Linked DNA regions of Homo sapiens: region 2 is linked to region 1. Evidence: read pairs that join two places in POLR2A ChIA-PET (ENCODE). Cell type or tissue: CD4-positive, alpha-beta T cell. All regions are shown on one strand. Links, peaks and the distances in the headings refer to the core of each region. The heading gives the core; the rest is flanking DNA.

What was found. Peaks named below come from ENCODE experiments on the same cell type or tissue, not always from the same donor. Only the 100,000 strongest peaks of a DNase experiment are listed, where the experiment ranks them.
Region 2: POLR2A ChIA-PET joins it to region 1 with 10 read pairs; 8 of 35 experiments call an interaction of 5 or more read pairs at or near these places.

Annotation. Positions count from the first base shown.
Region 1 is chr14:100,188,540-100,199,759 of GRCh38, forward strand. No RefSeq gene overlaps it. Among named protein-coding and RNA genes, the nearest start is that of DEGS2, 35 kb to the left of the region's middle. RefSeq lists silencers at 4,323-4,642, 5,233-5,322. In CD4-positive, alpha-beta T cell, for the core only: CTCF peaks have their summits at 4,411 (motif pointing left) and 4,611; DNase peaks (open chromatin) are centred at 4,562 and 5,232; H3K4me3 peaks cover 1,046 bases; H3K27ac peaks cover 1,100 bases.
Region 2 is chr14:100,073,601-100,081,454 of GRCh38, forward strand. The region is part of intron 1 of EVL (Enah/Vasp-like); the gene reads left to right. Among named protein-coding and RNA genes, the nearest start is that of EVL, 12 kb to the left of the region's middle. In CD4-positive, alpha-beta T cell, for the core only: a CTCF peak has its summit at 5,546; DNase peaks (open chromatin) are centred at 3,271, 4,975 and 5,591; H3K4me3 peaks cover 2,893 bases; H3K27ac peaks cover 4,222 bases.

The sequences.
Region 1 (11,220 bases), core at 2,519-7,518:
CCTCAGGCACCGCACTCCAACCCAGACAGCCAGACGTGCCCCCAGCAAAGCCATAGGAGTCGGGCTGCCTGGGCCTCGGGCCCAACCTGCCCTAGTGTATCCAGGGTGCAGGACATGGAGTCCAAAGAGATCATTCTCCAGCTTTAACCCTTAATGTCTGCCCTGCCCGGTTGCAGACCTGCAAGGGGCCTGTTCCTCCTTTCATGTTGCCTCTTCCTACCTTTTGAATGGGAGTGTCCGCCTTATGCCCGTGCCACCATTGTATCTGGGAAGTAGATAACTTGCTTTGATTTCATGGGATTACAGATGAGACTCTGGACTTTGGACTTTTGAGTTGGTGCTGGAATTAGTTACAGCACTGGGGCTACGAGGATGGAATAACTATATTTGTACGTGAGAAGGACATGAGTTTTGGGGAACTTAGGGGCAGAATGCTATGGTTTGAATATTTGTCCCCTCCAAAATGCATGTTCAGACCGGGCGTGGTGGCTCACGCCTGTAATCCCGGCACTTTAGGAGCCCGAGGTGGGCAGATCATTTGAGGTCAGAAGTTCAAAACTAGCCTGGTGAGCATGGTGAAACCCCACCTCTACTAAAAACACTAAAATTAACCGGGCATGGTGGTGGGCACCTGTAATCCCAGCTACTCAGGAGCCTGAGGCAGGAGAACCACTTGAGCCGGGGAGGCGGAGGTTCCAGTGAGCCAAGATCTCGCCACTGCACTCCAGCCTGAGTGATGGAGTAAGACTCTGTCTCAAAAAAAAAAAAAAATTCATGTTCGAATTTAATTCTCAATGTAGCAATATTGAGAGGTAGGGCATTTAGGGTGTGACTGGGTCATGAGGGCTTAGTGTGCCATTGGATTGACGGGTTATCATGAGAGTGGGCTAGCATGCTCAGCCCTCACCATGTGATACCCTGCACTGCCTCAGGACTCTGCAGAGAGCCCCCACCAACATGAAGGCCCTCACCAGATGTGGCCCCTCGACCTGGGACTTCTCAGCCTCTGTAACTGTAAGAAATAAATTCCTTTTTAAAATAAATTAGGCAGGGCTGGGCACCATGTCCCAGCGTGTAGTCCCAGCATTTTGAGAGGCTGAGGCAGGTGGATCACTTGAGCCCAGGAGTTCAAGACCAGCCTGGCCACCATGGTGAGGCCCCATCTCTACTAAAAATACAAAAATCAGCCAGGTGTGGTGGCACTGGCTGAATTCACGCCACTGCACTCCAGCCTGGGTGACAAGAGTGAAACTTCATCTCAAAAAAAAAAAAAAAAGGGCCGGGCGCAGTGGCTCATGCCTGTAATCCCAGCACTTTGGGAGGCCGAGGCGGGCAGATCACGAGGTCAGGAGATCGAGACCATCCTGGCTAACACGGTGAAACCCCGTCTCTACTAAAAATACAAAAAATTAGCCAGGCATGGTGGCAGGCACCTGTAGTCCCAGCTACTTGGGAGGCTGAGGCAGGAGAATGGCGTGAACCCAGGAGGCAGAGCTTGCAGTGAGCGGAGATCATGCCACTACACTCTAGCATGGGCGACAGAGCGAAACTCTGTCTCAAAAAAAAAAAAAAAGAATTATTAGTATAAGTCATCATGCAGCTTCATCTCTGTTTTGCTAATGTGAAAGTTGATCATACAACCAGGTTACTGTTGTCAGACCCAACTAAAACAGAGTTGAGAGGCCAGGAGGAAAAAGCACTGGGGTCACATAACATTGCTCCAAGAATGTCATTCTCTGCAAACCTGGCTGCTGAAACTGCCTGCTGTAACATGACACCAGTTTACCCACCTGTTACTGAAACAACCTGGTGCAACTCTAAGACTAGTTTTACCTGCGGCATCATCATTGCTCACCAGAGCTTGTCAGCTCCCCAAAACTTTACTAATAGCCATGAACTTCCTTTTAAAACAATGCATAATATTTCTTTTTTATAAAACCTCCAACCTTCTCTTTGTTCTTCAGACATACTGAAAACTACCTGGTCTGTTTATATGCCCCAAATTGCCATTCTTGCTTTTCAAATAAAACTTTTTCAATTTAGAGATTTGTCTCTATATTTTATTTCACTTCACACTTAGAAATTTCTTCTGGCCAGGCAAGGTGGCTCAAGCCTATAATCCCAGCGCTTTGGGAGGCCAAGGTGGGAAGATCACTTGAGCCCAGGGGTTCCATACCAGCCTGGGCAACATGGCAAGACCCCGTCTCTACTAAAAATATAAAAAATTAGCCAGCCATGGTGGCATGTACCTGTAGTCCCAGCTACTGGGAGGCTGAGGTGAGAGGATCACTTGAGCCCAGGAGGCAGAGGTTGCAGTGAGCCAAGATTGTGCCACTGCACTCCAGCCTGGGCAACAGAGCTAGACTCTCTCTCAAAAAAAGAAAAAGAAAAGAAAAGAAAGAGAAAGAAATAAATTTCTTCTGCCAGATACCTTAATTAATCAAGGTCGGCCTTCCATCAAGCCCTCAGGCATGTATGTAGTTCTACTCACATGCTAACCCATTAATTTATTAACCCACAAATGGATTAGTCTATTCTTTTTTTTTTTTTCTTTGAGATGGAGTCTCGCTCTGTCGCCCAGGCTGAAGTGCAGCGGCACGATCTTGGCTCACTGCAACCTCCGCCTCCCAGGTTCAAGCGATTCTTCCGCCTCAGCCTCCAGAGTAGCGGGGACTACAGGCGTGCACCACCACGCCCGGCTAATTTCTTGTATTTTTAGTAGAGACGGGGTTTCACCCTGTTAGCCAGGATGGTCTCGATCTCCTGACCTTGCGATCCACCCGCCTCAGCCTCCCAAAGTGCTGGGATTACAGGCGTGAGCCCCGCGCTCGGGCTGTCTTTTTTGTTTTTTGCTTTTTTTTTTTGAGACGGAGTCTCGTTCTGTTGCCCAGGCTGGAGTGCGGTGGCGCGACCTCGGCTTACCAAAACCTCTGCCTCCTGGATTTATATTTTATTCCTTTTTTTTTCTTGACTAGCTAAAGGAATAAAATATAAAATACTACACTCAATAAAATGATAACAGGCCGGGCGCGGTGGCTCATGCCTCTAATCCCAGCACTTTGGGAGGCTGAAGTGGACGGGTCACCTGAGGTCAGGAGTTTGAGACCAGCCTGGCCAACATGGTGAAACCCCGTGTGTACTAAAAATACAAAAAAATTAGCTGGACGTGGTGGCAGGTGCCTGTAATGCCAGCTACTCGGAAGGCTGAGGCAGGAGAATCGCTTGAACCCGGAAGGCGGAGCTTGCAGTGAGCCAAGACTGCGCCACTGCACTAGAGCCTGGGCAACATAGTGAGACTCTGTCTCAAAGGAAAAAAAAGAATTATAACTGGGGACAGACTTTTCTTCCCTTTTAGAGCTGACCTTCTCTGGGAGAGGCTATCACCAAGATAAATCGGTAAGGCTTAATTCCATGTCCAGTGTTTTTGGCAAAACCCTTGTTCCCGAGGGGGTGAGTGGCCTTCCCAGCAGGCTCTGCTGAATTCTGGAAGAGCCTGTTTCCAGAAACTTTGTTTTGTACATGTCTTGGCAAATGATCACCACCCCCCTCCCCCCACCACCCACCCACTTCCGAAGTGGTCTAGGGCTTAAGTCCAGATGCGGATGGGCTCAGGGCGGGGTGGGAGAAGTCAGGGGAAAAAAAAAAAGAAAAGAAAAAAAAGATAAAGAAATAAATTTCTTCTGCCAGATACCTTAATTAATCAAGGTCGGCCTTCCATCAAGGTCGGCTTCTCGGCTCCCCAGCCCCCGCGCCTCACGGGGACCTCAGGCCTCGGCAGGGTCCTCTCCCTTTGCATCTCCTACTAGTCAGCTGTCGGTGGTGATGGCCCGTGCCAAGTTCACGGTCTCAGCCTGACGAAAGGCGGCCTTTACCAGCCTCAGGACCCCCAACGAACCTGGGGCCATGGCTGGGGAGGGGGCTCTGCCCAGGCTCTGCGTTCTGGGACAGGGGTCCCCAGATGGCCATGCGTCAAGGCCCAGGGACCTGTTTGTGGGCCCGAGAGCACGGGGGTCAGGGGTGGGGCTCGAGTCTCGTCCCAGGGCTCCGGGACAAGCTTCCTGGAGGAGGCAGCGTGAGCTCTGGGAGGTAGAGGTCAAGACCTCAAAAAATGGGGGGACATGGGCGGAGGGGGCATTTTGTAACTCCTACGTCCCTGCAGAAGCCCAGACCCTCAGAGACTAGGAACTGAGGCCTGGCAGAGTGGGGTGGGCCAGCAATCACGCGCCAGGCCACACGAGGAGAGCCCACTGCCCCGGGGATGTCAGACGCGGGGCGGCCTCGGCGACCGCACACGCCATAGAAAGGTCACCGAACTTGGCCGCCCGGCCGTCCCGGAAATCGCTACTGCCCGGCAGCCCTGGGGCCTCCACAACCGCGTCCCGGCGGCTCAAGTTGCCCTTTGTCGCCCCCTGCCGACCAGTCTCCCTGCGGCTCCCGCGCGGGACAATCAGGCGGGCCGGGCTCGGAAATAGTGGGCATGGGTCCCTGAGGCGCGGGGATTGGCCGCTCTGTGTCATGTGTCCTCGGCTCGGGCCAACCAGCGAGGGAGGCAAAGTCCCATCCCGCGCGTCCCGTAGCCCTTCAGCGAGCTGTGGGCGGGGCGTCAGGCCTGACACCTCGGCCAGAGGGCGGGGCCGGAGACCTGAGCGGCGCCGCTTCCGCTCTTTCGCCCAGGTGCCTTGGAGCCGCTGCTCTCGCCTCCCTTCTCCACCTAGCGGCGGTGTTTCACACCCCGGAGTGGCTTTTTGGGGATAAAGGCACAAATCTTTGCCAGACCTCCCGCCAGGCCCCCTGGCCTGCCACGTGCTCCTTGCCGGCCTAGACTCACCCAGGCTGTGCCCTCTGCTCAGAACGACCTTTCCCCCCTTCCTCTCCCCCTCGCTTGCTCCGACTGTTCTTTGCAATCCCGGCTGGGGTTGGGTTAAGGGCCTTCTGGGGCTTCTTCATACCCTGTGCATCTTCCTCCTACTGGCACCGACCACCCCACACTGGGCTGCCATCTGCTTGTCTACACCCACTGACTTTTCATCTCTGTATCTCCCCAGTAAGCAGGAGTGGCTCACAGAAGGCACGTTAATACCTGTGTGTTAATATAAACCAAGGAGCGGGACGATAGCTAGGAAGTAACATCCCTGGGCATCATCTGAGTACCAGGCCCCCTGCCAGGTACTTTAGAGGCTACTTGATGTTCAGGCCCATGGCAGCCCTGGGAGGGAGGCACAAAGGCTCTTTTGTTCCTGGGGAGTCAGTGGAGGCCCCTAGAGGCTGAATGACTGTCTGGGTCCCCCAGCTGGACTGTTTGGGGACAGGCCTGGGGAGCTGAGGGCACCCTCATACCAGGCAGCCTTGCGCCTGAAGCTCTGCTGGTGAAAACTGATGGGCAGGGCCCTGGAAGGGAGAGTCAGCGCCTGCGGGGGCGGGGGTGGGGGTGGGGGTGGGAAGGCAAGCGGAGGGGAAAGGTGAGCATAGACAGGCATTTGTGATGGCCACAGGCCTTCACTGCTACCCTGACATCAGGGCCAATGGCAACCTGCAAGGCCCTTCAAAGCCCTGCTTCCACCTCTGCCCATCTCTGGCTGCAACCTCCTGGTTCTCCCACCCTGTGCTCTATTCTCCAGCTACACTGACCCATGTCAGCTCCCAGGCCATGCATCTGGGCCTTTCACATGCTGCTCTCTCCAGGGTCCATCCAGCCCCACCTCCACCACATTGCCAAGACCAGGCCTTACTTTCCAGACTCCATGTACTTCTCAGCACTGGCCCCACCATTTGTGCTGAGGATCATCAGCTACTGAGACCTGAATTCAACCCCAGGCCCTGGGTTTGAATTCTGACACATTTGTGGCTGACCTTGGAGAACAGCTCATCCATGGGCTCGCAAAACAATGCCGCTGACTTAGACAACACTCTACTGATTTGCTGGCACTGGGCTGGGGCTTTGGTGGACACTGAATCCCCACAAACCAGCCTGCAAGGTCAGACATGTGAAAAGTCCTTTCTGTTTCATCAAGGCTCATCAGGTGAACGTCTCCAACAGGCTCTCACTTCAGCAACATTTCATAGCAGAAGGTGATCTGTCTTCAAGGTTGGAGGCTGGTCCCATAGACCCCAACTCCAGCATCAGGCCAAGGGCTGGGCAAGGCTGCAGGGTTGTGGCTATCCCAAATATGAACTCAGACACACTTAGTTCTGAATCCTGTGTTACCTTGGGCGAATTACTTCACCTCTTTGATCCTTCATTTTCTTCCTTTTTTCTTTTTTGCTTTAGCTTTTCTTTTCAATAAAATTAATAACACGTACATATTTTTAACAGACAAATAGAACTACAAGGCTTACAATGAAAAAAGGCAGTCCCTTGCCTTGCTTTGCCCACCCTGGGTCCTCCCCAAAGAGGCAGCCACTTTGTACTCCTCTAGATGTTTCTTCAGGTTCTCACCTCCATATGTGGAAGTGACAGGTTTACACAGTACTAATGGTTACTGATTTTTTCACATTGAGGTATTATCTAATCACTGCCTACCACTGAGAGGTGAGGGCTTAAATAAACCTTCACATAGGCCAGGCTCACACCTGTAATCCTAGCACTTTGGGAGGCCAAGGCGGGTGGATCACTTGAGGTCAGGAGTTCGAAATGAGCCTGGCCAACATGGTGAAACCCTGTCTCTACTAAAAATACAAAAAAAATTAGCTGGGCATGCTGGGCGCAGTGGCTCAGGCCTGTAATCCCAGCACTCTGGGAGGCCGAGGCGGGCGGATCACCTGAGGTTGGGAGTTCGAGACCACCCTGACCAACATGGAGAAACCCCATCTCTACTAAAAATACAAAAAAAATTAGCCGGGTGTGGTGGCACATGCCTGTAATCCCAGCTACTTGGGAGGCTGAGGCAGGAGAATGGCTTGAACCTGGGAGGCAGAGGTTGCGGTGAGGCGGAGGTTGCGGTGAGCCAGAGATCACGCCATTGCACTCCAGCCTGGGCAACAAGAGTGAAACTCCATCTAAAAAAAAAAAAAAAAATTAGCTGGGCATCGTGGCAGGCTCCTGTAATCCCAGCTACTTGGGAGGCTGAGGCAAGGGAATCACTTGAACCCAGGAAGCAGAGGCTGCAGTGAGCCGAGATCATACCACTGCACTCCAGCCTGGGCAACAGAGCAAGACTGCATCTCAAAAAAAAGAAAAAAAAAAAGCCTTCAAGTACCTACACGTTTCCTTGCCTCGTCTACCACCTCTTAGACTCTGATCTGTAACCTGTATGCTCTCCTTGGGCCAGTGTGAGGATGAAATGACCTCCTGGATACTTGGAGCTCGTGGCACAGTGCTCAGCACCCAGCAGGCACTCAATCAATGCAGCTGCTCAGTCATAAACATCTGCTGAATTGTGTAAGTAAATTTTAAAAATGTTGGGCCAGGCACAGTGGCTCATGCTTATAATCTCAGCACTTTGGGAGGCCAAGGTGGGCAGATCACTTGAGGTCAGGAGTTCGATACCAGCCTGGCCAACATGGTGAAACCCACTCTCTACCAAAAAATACAAAAATTAGCTGGGTGTGGTGGCACGTGCCAGTAGAGCTACTGGGGAGGCTGAGGTGGCAGAATCACTTGAACCCAGGAGGCAGAGGTTCCAGTGAGCCGAGATCATGCCACTGCACTCCAGCCTGGGCAATGGAGTGAGACCCTGTCTGAAAAAAATAAATAAAATAAAATTTTTGTTATGAGCAGTTTCTTTTTGTTTTTTTTTTTTTTTTTTGATGGAGTCTCACTCTGTCGCCCAGGCTGGAGTGCAGTGACACAATCTCGGCTCACTGCAAACTCTGCCTCCCAGGTTCACGCCATTCTCCTGCCTCAGCCTCCTGAGTGGCTGGGACTACAGGCACCCACCACCATGCCCAGCTACTTTTTTTGTATTTTTAGTAGAGATGGGGTTTCACTGTGTTAGCCAGGATGGTCTTGATCTCTTGACCTTGTGATCTGCCCATCTCGGCCTCCCAAAGTGCTGGGATTACAGGCGTGAGCCACCACGCCCGGCCAAGCAGTTTCTTTTTATTTTTTATTATTTTTTATTTTTTTAGCAGAGACGGGGTTTCACCATGTTAGCCAGGATGTTCTCGATCTCCTGACCTCGTGATCCGCCCGCCTCTGCCTCCCAAAGTGCTAGGATTACAGGCGTGAGCCACCGCGCCTGGCCCAGTTTCTTATTTTTTAATTTCATTTATTTATTTATTTATTTATTTTTGAGACAGAGTCTCACTCTGTTGCCCAGGCTGGAGTGCAGTGGTACGATCTCAGCTCACCGCAACCTCTGCCTCCCAGGTTCAAGCGATTCTCCTGCCTCAGACTCCCAAGTAGCTGGGACTACAGGTACACGCCACCATGCCCAGCTAATTTTTGTATTTTTAGTAGAGTCAGCATTTCACTATGTTGGCCAGGCTGGTCTCAAACTCCTGAACTCATGATCTGCCCGCCTCGGCCTCCCAAAGTCCTGGGATTACAGGCATGAGCCACCGTGCTCGGCCTAGAGCAGTTTCAAACACAGGCAAAAGTAGAATCAAGAGTCTGATGAGGCTAGGCCTGGTGGCACCCATCTGTAATTCCAGCACTTTGGGAGGCTAAGGCAGGATGATGGCTTCAATCCAGAAGTTCGAGACCAGCCTGGGCAACACGGCGAGACCCTGTTTCTACAAACAATTCTAAAATGAGCTGGGTGAGGTAGAACACGACTGCCGTCCGGCTACTCAAGAGGCTAAGGTGGGAGGATTGGTTGAGCCCCAGGAATTCAAGGCTGCAGTGAGCTATGATTGCACCACTGCACTCCAGCCTGGACGACAGAGCGAGACCCTGTCTCAAAAAAAAAAAGAGGCTGATGGACCCCCCAGGACCCACTTCCAAGACAGCAGTCATAAGTCACAGGCCGCTGGGCAGCCACTTCATTTATATCCCGGTTTTCCCTTCTGCTATTTCTTTCTCTTTTTAAAAAGTGTTTTGTAGAGATGGAATCTCACTACGTTTCCCAGGCCAATCTCAAACTTTTGGGCTCCCAAAATGCTGGGATTAGAAACTGTTTCTTTCTCTATTAAGTAAAAATGTATCTGTTTGTATTCTCCTACCTCTTTGTATGTAAATTATAACATAATATACACAAGAATCGAGGCTTTTTTTGTTTGTTTTCTTGTTTGTTTTTGAGATGGAGTCTCGCTCTGTTACCCAGGGTGGAGTGCAGTGGCGTGATCTCAGCTCACTGAAGACTCCACCTCCGAGGTTCAAGTGATTCTTCTGCCTCAGCCCCCAGGGTAGCTGGGATTACAGGTGTGTGCCACCACACCCAGCTAATTTTTGAATTTTTAGTAGAGATGGGGTTTCACCATGTTGACCAGGCTGGTCTCAAACTTCTGGCCTCAAGAGATCTGCCCGCCTTGGCCTCCCAAAGTGCTGGGATTACAGGCGTGAGCCACCGTGCCCAGCCAGTTTGTTTTTTTCTTTTTACTGGTTACAGCAGCAACAGGAGAATCAAGGTTTTTGGGGTTTCTTAAAGTAAACTTTAAAAAACTGATTACATGCTTGAACCCAGGAGGTGGAGGTTGCAGTGAGCCGAGATCGTGCCACTGCACTCCAGTCTGGCAACACAGCAAGACTGTGTCTCACAAAAAAAAAAAAGAAAAAAGAGAAAAAATTACAAATATAGCACATATTTGTGGAAAATACACACAAACCTATAATCTCACTGCCCAGCTCTACGCAGGAACCACATTGCAGGAGCATATGGAAACTGACAAGAGAGGTGTGGAGATTTTGTACATACATTTTTAGAAAAACAAAACAAATTTATTATGGTAAATTGAAGAAGCCAGTTACAAAAGGCCACCTATTGTAGGATTCCACATATATGAAATGTCCAGATGAGGCATATCCATAGAAACAGAAAGAAGGCCGGGCGTGGTGGCTCACAGCTGTAATCCCAGCACTTTGGGAGGCTGAGGTGGGCAGATCACCTGAGGTCAGGAGTTGGAGACCAGCGTGGCCAACATGGTGAAACCCCGTCTCTACTAAAAATACAAAAATTAGCTGGGCGTGGTGGCACATGCCTGTAATCCCAGCTACTTGGGAGGCTGAGGCAGGAGGATCGCTTGAACCCTGGAGGCAGAGGTTGCAGGGAGCCGAGATTGTGCCACTGCACTCAAGCCTGGGCAACAAGAGTGAAACTCTGTCTCAAAAAAAAAAAAAAAAAAAAGAAAGAAACATAAAGTAGATGGTGGTTGCCAGGGTTTGGATGGAAGGGGGCATAGGAGTGACTACTAACAGTCCGAATTTCTCTTTGGGGTTTACAAAAACTGTCCAGAATTAAAGAGTGGTATTGGAAGTGGTATTTTCTCAATTAAACATAAAAATGCCCTGGCACAGTTGCTCATGTCTGTAGTCACTCCCAGCATTTCGAGAGGCTGGGAAGGAGGATTTCTTGAGCTCAGGAGTCCGAGACCAGCCTGGGCAACAAAGTGAGACCCTGTCTCTACAAAAAATAAAAAATTAGCTGAGTGTCGTGGCACAACCTGTAGTCCCAGCTACTAAGGAGGCTGAGGTGGCAGGATCACTTGAGTCAGGGAGGTCGAGGCTGCAGTGAGCCATGATCATGTCACTGTGTTCCAGCCTGGGCAACAGAGTGACTGAGACTGTTTCAAAAAAAAAAAAAAAAAAAAAAGAGAGAGAGAGAATAGAACCAAGGAACTGTCCTCTGTCCTCTTGTTTCCTCTCCTCTTCACTGTACTTCAGAATCATTCTGAACACTGGAGTCTTCATTGCTGTCACGCTCTGTCCATCAGGGCCCTCGACTGTAGGGAGTCACAGGCCCAAGTGTATAAAGAGCTGGGTTAGAGATCCCAAGCCCTGATGAGACTTGCCTGCACATGTGCTATATGGACTCGGATCTGGAACCACACTGAAGCCACAGTGATGAAGCGATGAAGAATTTCAGAGAAATTCTTGCAGGAGATGGCTTTTCAGCTGGGCGTAGAGGCCTGGGTTTTGTGGCATGGTGGAGAGTTTCCCTTTTCATGCTGTTGGCTTCCCTCTGCTGCCCAGGTTGGGTCTAGGGCGGTGATCCTTGGAGGAGAGTGGGCATCCCCAGGAGGGCCTGACAAAGGGATGGCTGGGCCCCCTCCCAGAGTCTCTGACTCAGCAGCTCTGGGGTGGGGCCTGAGGGCTTGCATTCCCAGCAGGTCCCCAGTGATGCT
Region 2 (7,854 bases), core at 2,807-7,806, 110 kb before region 1:
TGAGCCACTGTGCCCGGCCCTTGTTTTATTTTTCAAATAAATGCAGGAAGAAAGAAAGAGAAAGCAGAGGTGGCCAGATCTCAAGTAAGTCATGCCACCCCCACCACAAAAATCCGTGGAGGCTGAGAAATACAATACCTGGCAAAACTCAGCAAACATAAAAGCCAGCAGTTATTCAAAGATATTTGTTGAGAAACCACTAGGGCCCAGTTACTAGAGCTACCGAGATGAACACTACTTTAAAAACCAAACCAAACAACCTGCCTCATGGAGGCACTTGCCCCTCAGTTCAGTGGCAAGTATGGTAAGTGTTCTGCAGAAAAGCTAAGCAGCTGAGGGGAGCGGCAGGGGCCCGAGGGTGTGCATTAGCATTCTCTTCAGTGGGTTCAGGGAGTCACCCCCGGGGGCGGTGGGGGCGGGGGGTCGGGGAGCAGTGTGAGTAGAGGCTAGAGGAAAGCACAGGAGCAAATCAGGGCCCGGAAACTGATTTCCCAACAGCCAGGGCTCAGGAGCGGGCCCTCAGTGACCTCCACAGTTGATCTGGGCCATTCCACAGACAGGACCCGACAGCCTGCTCCCACTTGGTGAGGCCTGAGGCAATTCTCCAGGCCACAGTGAGGAACCTGCCACCTTGTTTTTCTCGTTAGAAGTTAAAAGAGTAGTAGGTGATAATGACAGCTCTCCATGTGGACACGGAAGGCAGTTTCATGTAGATTCCACCCTAAGTCTTGCCTCATATGGATTTGCTGTTCATTCCAGCCAACATTGTCCTTTTTCAAGATAGTATCTGCTGGGTGCTAATCATGTTTAGTAAACTGCTCTCCTGTTTATTTCATCAGCCTTATTTGATCTCCAGCAAAGGTAAAAGAAAATGCAAAAAGATGATTCTACTTGTTTTACAGAGCTGTAAACTTACCTCCCTGAAGTCTTGTTGCTGGCAAACAATAGAGCCAGACCTGGGGCAGAGCTGGAGCTGTTGTCCACAGTGTTCTCACTTCCCCGCGCTGACTCCATGGTGAGGGCTGGCCTTAACTCTCTGTACCCAGCCTTGCTTCCCAGCACAGCACTGCTTCCTGGTGGGCACCAGCCAGCCAGACTTTCTCTAAAGTACTCTCTCTCTGTCTGCCCCTCTCCACCTTGGGAAAGACAGTGGTCAGAAAAGGGGCAGTCCAGAGAAGAGCCAAGCCATGCGGTGTCATGGCAGCCAAGGGAGAAGTTTCACACAGGAGGCGAGGAGGGCAAGAAGGAGGGCAAGAAGTCTGTGGCAAGAGCAGAATGGCGAGGCTGGGGCAGGCTGAGGGGAGACAGGGTGGGGCTGCCTGTGGGCAGAGGGGAGTTCATAGTGTGAGAGAGTTCTCCGAGAGCTGGAAGGAGAGGCCTCCAGATGGCAGGAGGCAGGGTCCTGTCCAGCAGTGTCTCTGACTTGACTCCCTGTGTGACTTGGGGGAGCCACACAATGAGAAGTGGGAATAAATGTGATAATGACCTCGTGATGGTGGTTTGAGCATTGTGTGAAGTCAGGTGAAGATGTCACCTATGTTACCAGAGCCAAGCTGCATGGCTGCAGGGGCTCTTCTGAACTAGCAAGTGATGTGCTTCAGAGAGAGACTGGAATTTGGCAAAGGAGAAAGCCCCTGTCTCCTCCTGTGTGCCGGGCCTTGTCTTGGGGCTCTGTGGGTAGACCCCAGCTCTGCTCTGCACTGGAGTGCCCAGACAGGTCTGTGTGAGCACCTCAGTGTGGGCTGCTCCGCTCCCATCCAGGAGGCTCCTTACTGATGGTTCTCAGCCCAGCTTTTAAGATTCACTTTTGTTGCTTGTATGTTGAAGGTAAACAAGTCAGGACTTTACAAACTGCCTCAGTCTGGCTGTGTTTCTGCCTAGCTTTGGGAACATTTATTTATGGCCACTTCTCTCTAGCCCCCGACCCTTCACTACTCACCCCTTATTAACACACTTGGCAGCTGCAGAGCCCGGGCCAGAGGCACCAGGCTACACTGAGGACGATGGCTCACTGAGGAAGGGTATCTGAACTCAGACATGGGCCTGTTCTCCAGAAGCCCACAGTCTCAGGAAGAAGATAGTTTGAAGTGGCTGTCCTGACGGCTTGAAAGTAATCAGAGGCACGTGGCACCTTGGGGTGGGGTTTGGGGGGCAGAGACATATACCTACTGAGCGTAAGGAATGTACCCAGCATGGTACTGGTCACCCTCATGTCTTGCCTGTTAATCACCATAGAAGTAGACCATGCTATTTTTATCAGCTCCGGTTTACAGACAATAACTCCTCCTACAAAGCCTGATGTTCTCCCTTCCCATTCTCATACACCCATTTTGCAGTGATCTGTTTTTCTTGATAGATTGTAATCTCCTTCAGAGCTGAGCCATATGCCTGTTAGTAGTTATTAAATGAATGGGAATGGGTGGATAGGTGTGTTTTGAAAGCAATGACAATGTGAGCTTTGAGAAAAGGTAAGATTCAAACCTCTGGATGTAGGAAAAAGAAATCATCTTGGGCAGGAGAAATATCTCTTCCTAATTACTTGAGGAGTAGCAGAAAAGACATCTTAATTGGCCCAATGTCATGGGGATGCTTTCGCTGCCATTCCTGGCTTTACCACCAGGCTGCTGGTTGGGCTATGTGATCAGACGGGTCCTTCCTCGCTGAAATGTGCTGGGCCGTTTGTGGGCAGCCTCAGGTCCAGCAGAGCAAGAAGGGAAGTTCCCTGGGACCAGCAGAGTCATCTACACTGTGGTCTTGGACCTCTAGAGGGCAACAGATAGGAAGAGAACTGTGGCCTAAGTCCTCACTCTACATAGGGAGAAGTCTGCCTAAAAGAAATGGCCCCTGCCCTGGAGGCGTTCAGTGGTGTGCAGAGGGACCTAGCATAGACATTGCTGCAGTAAGTGCTGTGATGGTAGGCACAGGACCATGATAATAGGGATAATAAGGCTCAGAGAAGGACCATCTAACTCAGCCTGGGGCTTCAGGGAAGATTTTCTAAAAGAGGTAACAGATATTCCAAGTCTTTATGGATGAGTACAAATTAGTGGGTCGGCTTGGGTCAGCTCGGCTCGGCTGAGAAAAGTATCCCAGGCAGAGGAAGTGGCCTGAGCCACAGCAGAGGCCACAGAGTGCGGGGGGTGGAGTGTTAGGGGCCTGTGTGCATTTCCACAAGACTAAGCCAAGGGTTGGGTCGGCTGTGGACACTTTGGCAAGGGCTACAATGTGAAGGCCCCTGAGTTGCCTGCCCCAGAGCTGGGATTATATTGCGTAATAACGATGACTCCCTTCCTCATGCCACATGGGGTCAGGTGCTGCTCCAAGTGCTTACACATGTTAAGTCTTAATTCTCCAGACAACCCTATAAAGAAGATGAGGAAAGAGGAAAGATATGGGTAGATAAAGGAGGATAAGCTATAGATAGATAAACTGGGGAACACAGAAGTTTTGTATGAGGTCATATAGCTGGTAAGTGGCAGAGCTCCCAATGAGGGAAGAGGCTCAGTCAGTTTGCCTTTGAGGAAGGTCTCTCTGGTGACATTGCAATTGAAGGGTTGGGGGTGTGAGACTTCAACCAGAGGCGGGGGAACAGCTAGGAGGCTGTGGTCTAAAATAAATAACAAGGGCTGGGACTGGCAGCAAGGAGGGAGAGAAAGGGCCAGATCCAAAAGATGTTTAAGAAATAGAACAGATGGCCATTGGGCCATGGAGGGTGAAGCACAAAAAAGCATCTGAAATGGCCTTCAGGTTTCAGACTCAGGGGACTGGGTAGGTGTTGCTTCCATTCCTTGAAATGGGAAACAGTGAAAAGAATACTTTCTCTCTTAAGCATGTTAAATTGTGAGGTCTCTAAGTTATGTCCAACAGTTAGAAATATGGCTCCACATTTTAGAAGAAAGGACAGGACTGGAGAGCCATCGACATGGGATTTATCAGTGTATTGGTGCTCGTGTAAACCCTGGCATGGATGACAGAGCCCATGAGGAGACGTGAAAGCGAATGGTCCTCAAAGTTTCCTTCATGGACCATTTGCCTAGAACCAGCAAACGTGTGTTACAGTAGAGACCCCGCCCCGCCTGAGACTTACCACATCAGAATCTCCTAAATGGGGGCCTAGGGATTTGTGTTTTAATAAACACTCACCTGACTCTTACAGTGCATACAGTTTTTTTGTTTGTTTTTGTTTTTTTGAGATGGAGTCTGGCTCTGTCGCCCAGGCTAGAGTGCAATGGCGCAATCTCGGCTCACTGCAAGCTCTGCCTCCCGGGTTCACGCCATTCTCCTGCCTCAGCCTCCGGAGTAGCTGGGACTACAAGCACCCGCCACCATGCCCGGCTAATTTTTTTTTGTATTTTTAGTAGAGATGGGGTTTCACCGGTTAGCCAGGATGGTCTCGATCTCCTGACCTCGTGATCCGCCCGCCTTGGCCTCCCAAAGTGCTGGGATTACAGGCGTGAGCCACTGCGCCCGGCCATGCATACAATTTTGAGGATCATGAGCATAGAGTAAAATGAGAAGAAATTCCACATAGTTCACGTTGGTTTTAAAATCTGTTTTGGAGAGCAAACCCATTTAAGAACATGGTAAATGCATTTCTAGAAGCAGCATGCACGCACACTTTTGCAGATAATTTTGGAGGTTTCTCAGACTCTTCAAGCCTTTCCCTGGACCCGGGATTAAAAACACTTGACATAAAAGATAAGTAGAAAGGAAACCTGTGAAGGAGGCTGAGCAGGAATCACAGAGAGCGAAGTGGAATGCCAGGAGAATTGGAAGGCTGGGGATTAAGGAGGAGAGGTTTTCAGAATGAGGACATAGCAGTGCCTGGCTCACTAATGGGCCCAGTGACTCGAGAGCCGGAAAGCACACATTGGAGCTGGAAGTGGAAAGGCAGTAACCTTGTCTGGGCTTATTTAAGTGTATTCTCAGGGCCAGGGGCCAGGTTCCAATGGGGGCTTGGAGAGTGACGGCAGGGTGGGGGTGGGGCAGGGTAAGGAAATGGAGAGAGCAAGTGACAAGACGAGCTGGGTGGGGAACAGCAGGAAGTAGGGAGTGAAGTCCAGTCGTATCAGCTGGCGGGGTGCTTGTTAGGTGCCCACCCTTGTGATGGTTATGTGGTGAAAGATAAAGGAGTTCCCAGCAGGGCAGCTCACTCACCCTGGTTTGCCCGGGATTATCCCAGTTTTAGTGCCGAATGCCTACCTCCTAGGAAACCCTTCTGTTATGGGCAAATGCTGGTTCACAGTCCTACTGGGAAGAAAAAATTGGCCCTCAAGACAGAGTATGAAGAGTTGTTCTGTCCAAAAGGAGCTCCCAAGTCTGAGCATTAAGGCTGAGCAGGACCACCATGCCAGTCCCAGGGAGAGAGAGTGAGGCCTTGGCCGCCTGCTTTCCAGGAAGGAGGAGTGTGGCTCCTAGGCTGACACTCCAGAGGAGCAGAAGAGGGCAGCCTGTACCTTCCCAGAGGCCTCCCTCTGGAGGAGCGGGTCTTTCTCCGCAGGCCTGGGCCCAGGCAGAGCTGAGATGCACCTTTAGAGGCAGCAGACAGGGCTGAGCCTCGCTTTGCACAGGAGCCCACCCGCAGAGCTGTGGTTTCCTGACTCGCCCATCCCAGGCTGTTGTGAGAGAGAAGGCTGATGGTAATCTGTGACAGATGCTTTTGCTTGGCAGTTACACTTTTTCTGAGAATAAATGGAGAGGATTGTGAGTAGAATGTTCCCACGGGCACACAATCATAAATGCACTGTTTTTCCCACAGTCAGGGTCATTTGTTTAACAATTATTCATGTCTACAGCATACAGGGACTGGCTTTACCAAGGGGAAAACAAAACAGTTCCTGCCTTCAAGGAGCTCACAGGCTGGTGGTGCAGACACCTCAGCAGATTCGGAGAGGCAGGACAAACTGAAAAGCGCTCTGGCAGAGGGAGAAGCAAGCATGGGGCTGCAGGAGCCAGCCTCTCTCTGGACAGGTCTACATCCTGTGCTTTTTCCAAGTTCAACCCTGCACTCACATTTCCCAAAAAACCTCTTGTGGTTAGCCTCGTTCCTCCCTGTGGACCTTCCTTTTTCCCTTACTTTATGAATTTACACTCTGTCCTTCAAGGAAATAACAGGGCTAGGATGGCGTGTCTGTGTAAGCCCATGAGAATTTCAGAAACCTTGTTCCCAGCCACACAGGGAGTGGGGGAGCAAGAGTCCAGGGGCACAGAGCCTGAACTTTTCCAGAAGGATTAGAGAGTGACAGCCCGAGATTGACTTCGGGCTGTCATCACGGAGGGCCGTGCTGCAAGATTTTTTCTGCATCCTCCTGAGTAGCTGGGACTACAGGCATGTTCCATCACACCCAGCTGCCTATGTAATAGTTTTATCTTGAAATGCATTACTGATTTCCTACATCAGGTCCTGGAAGGTCTATGATTAGGTTTCAGAACTACATGCAGAAAATTTGGGATGTGTTTTGCTTTTTTTTTTTTTTCTCTTCAGTGAGAGATTTCAACAGACATTCAAAAATGGTCTATGATATACAGCAGGGGTGTCCGATCTTTTGGCTTCCCTGGGCCACATTGGAAGAATTGTCTTGGGCCACACATAAAATACACTAACATTAACAATAGCTGATGAGCTTTTAAAAAAATCTCATAATATTTTAAGAAAGTTTACAAATTTGGGCTGCATTCAAAGCTGTCCTGGGCCACATGCGGCCCACAGCTTGGACAGGCTTGGTGTATGATCTAAAAAAATTAACTGCTGAAGCAGCGACAGGACAAAGATTGTGGCTTTTCCCATCTTCCCTGCTGTGCCCTGCCCCATGCTGGGCTCATGGACAGAGCTCAGCGAGTACTCAGCGCTTGTCTGAGGGAGCTCTTGAGGTCAGACTCACCTTGTACAGATGAGGAAACTGAGGCCTAGAGTCACATGGTCTTTCTCCTATAAGTGATAGAAGTGCAGTCTGAAGCTTTAAGAGTTTAGGTCTTGCATGACACACGGAGGGAAATTACAGGTGCAGATTATATGGGCCCCACAAATACATGTACGAAGGCCCAAAATGACAGGGGAATTGGACTGCTTGTTTGAAAAGAGCCTTCCCCCAAGAGAGAAATTCTAGTTATACCTACAGCTCAGAGATGCCTGTTAGATCCCAGGGGGGAAAGAAGTCCACCAACCTGGTAACTTAACACCATGCAGAACAAACCAGTGTGTTTTGACTGATTTCACTCCCCAACTAATCAACAGATTGTTTTGATCATATAAAAGAAGCCTGTGAGACTTGAAGACCTCATGGGAACCATTTAGTAAATGAAATTTCATATGTATATGTTTTTTAAAAAGTTCATTCATTTATTCAATAAATAATTTAAGAAAATATTTGCCTATCAAATTTCCTTATAGCTAGGCACGGTGGCTCATGCCAGTAATCCCAGCACTTCGAGAGACCAAAGAGACCAAGATGGGAGGATCACTTGAGCCCAGGAGTTTGAGATCAGTCTGGGCAACATAGCGAAACCCTGTCTCTACAATAACAATAATAATAATACAAAATTAGATTTCCTCAAGGGATAGATGATTTGGACAAATTAAATTTATGATGCCTAGGGAGGGTGTGTATGATACAGAGTTTGAGTATTTATCCAGGTGAAGATGTCGAGAAGGCAAGTCAATATATATTGCTCAGAGGCAATGTCGAGGTTAGATAGCAATCGAGATTTTATTAAAACAAAAAATTTCAAAGGTATAATAAGCCCAAATTAGCAAAACAAATCTTAAGTAGAATAAATGTGTGTATTTTCTTGCATTTAGGTTTTGTTAGTAGCAATAAAATAAGAGACAAACCAATACTATTCAAAGGGTGGGGG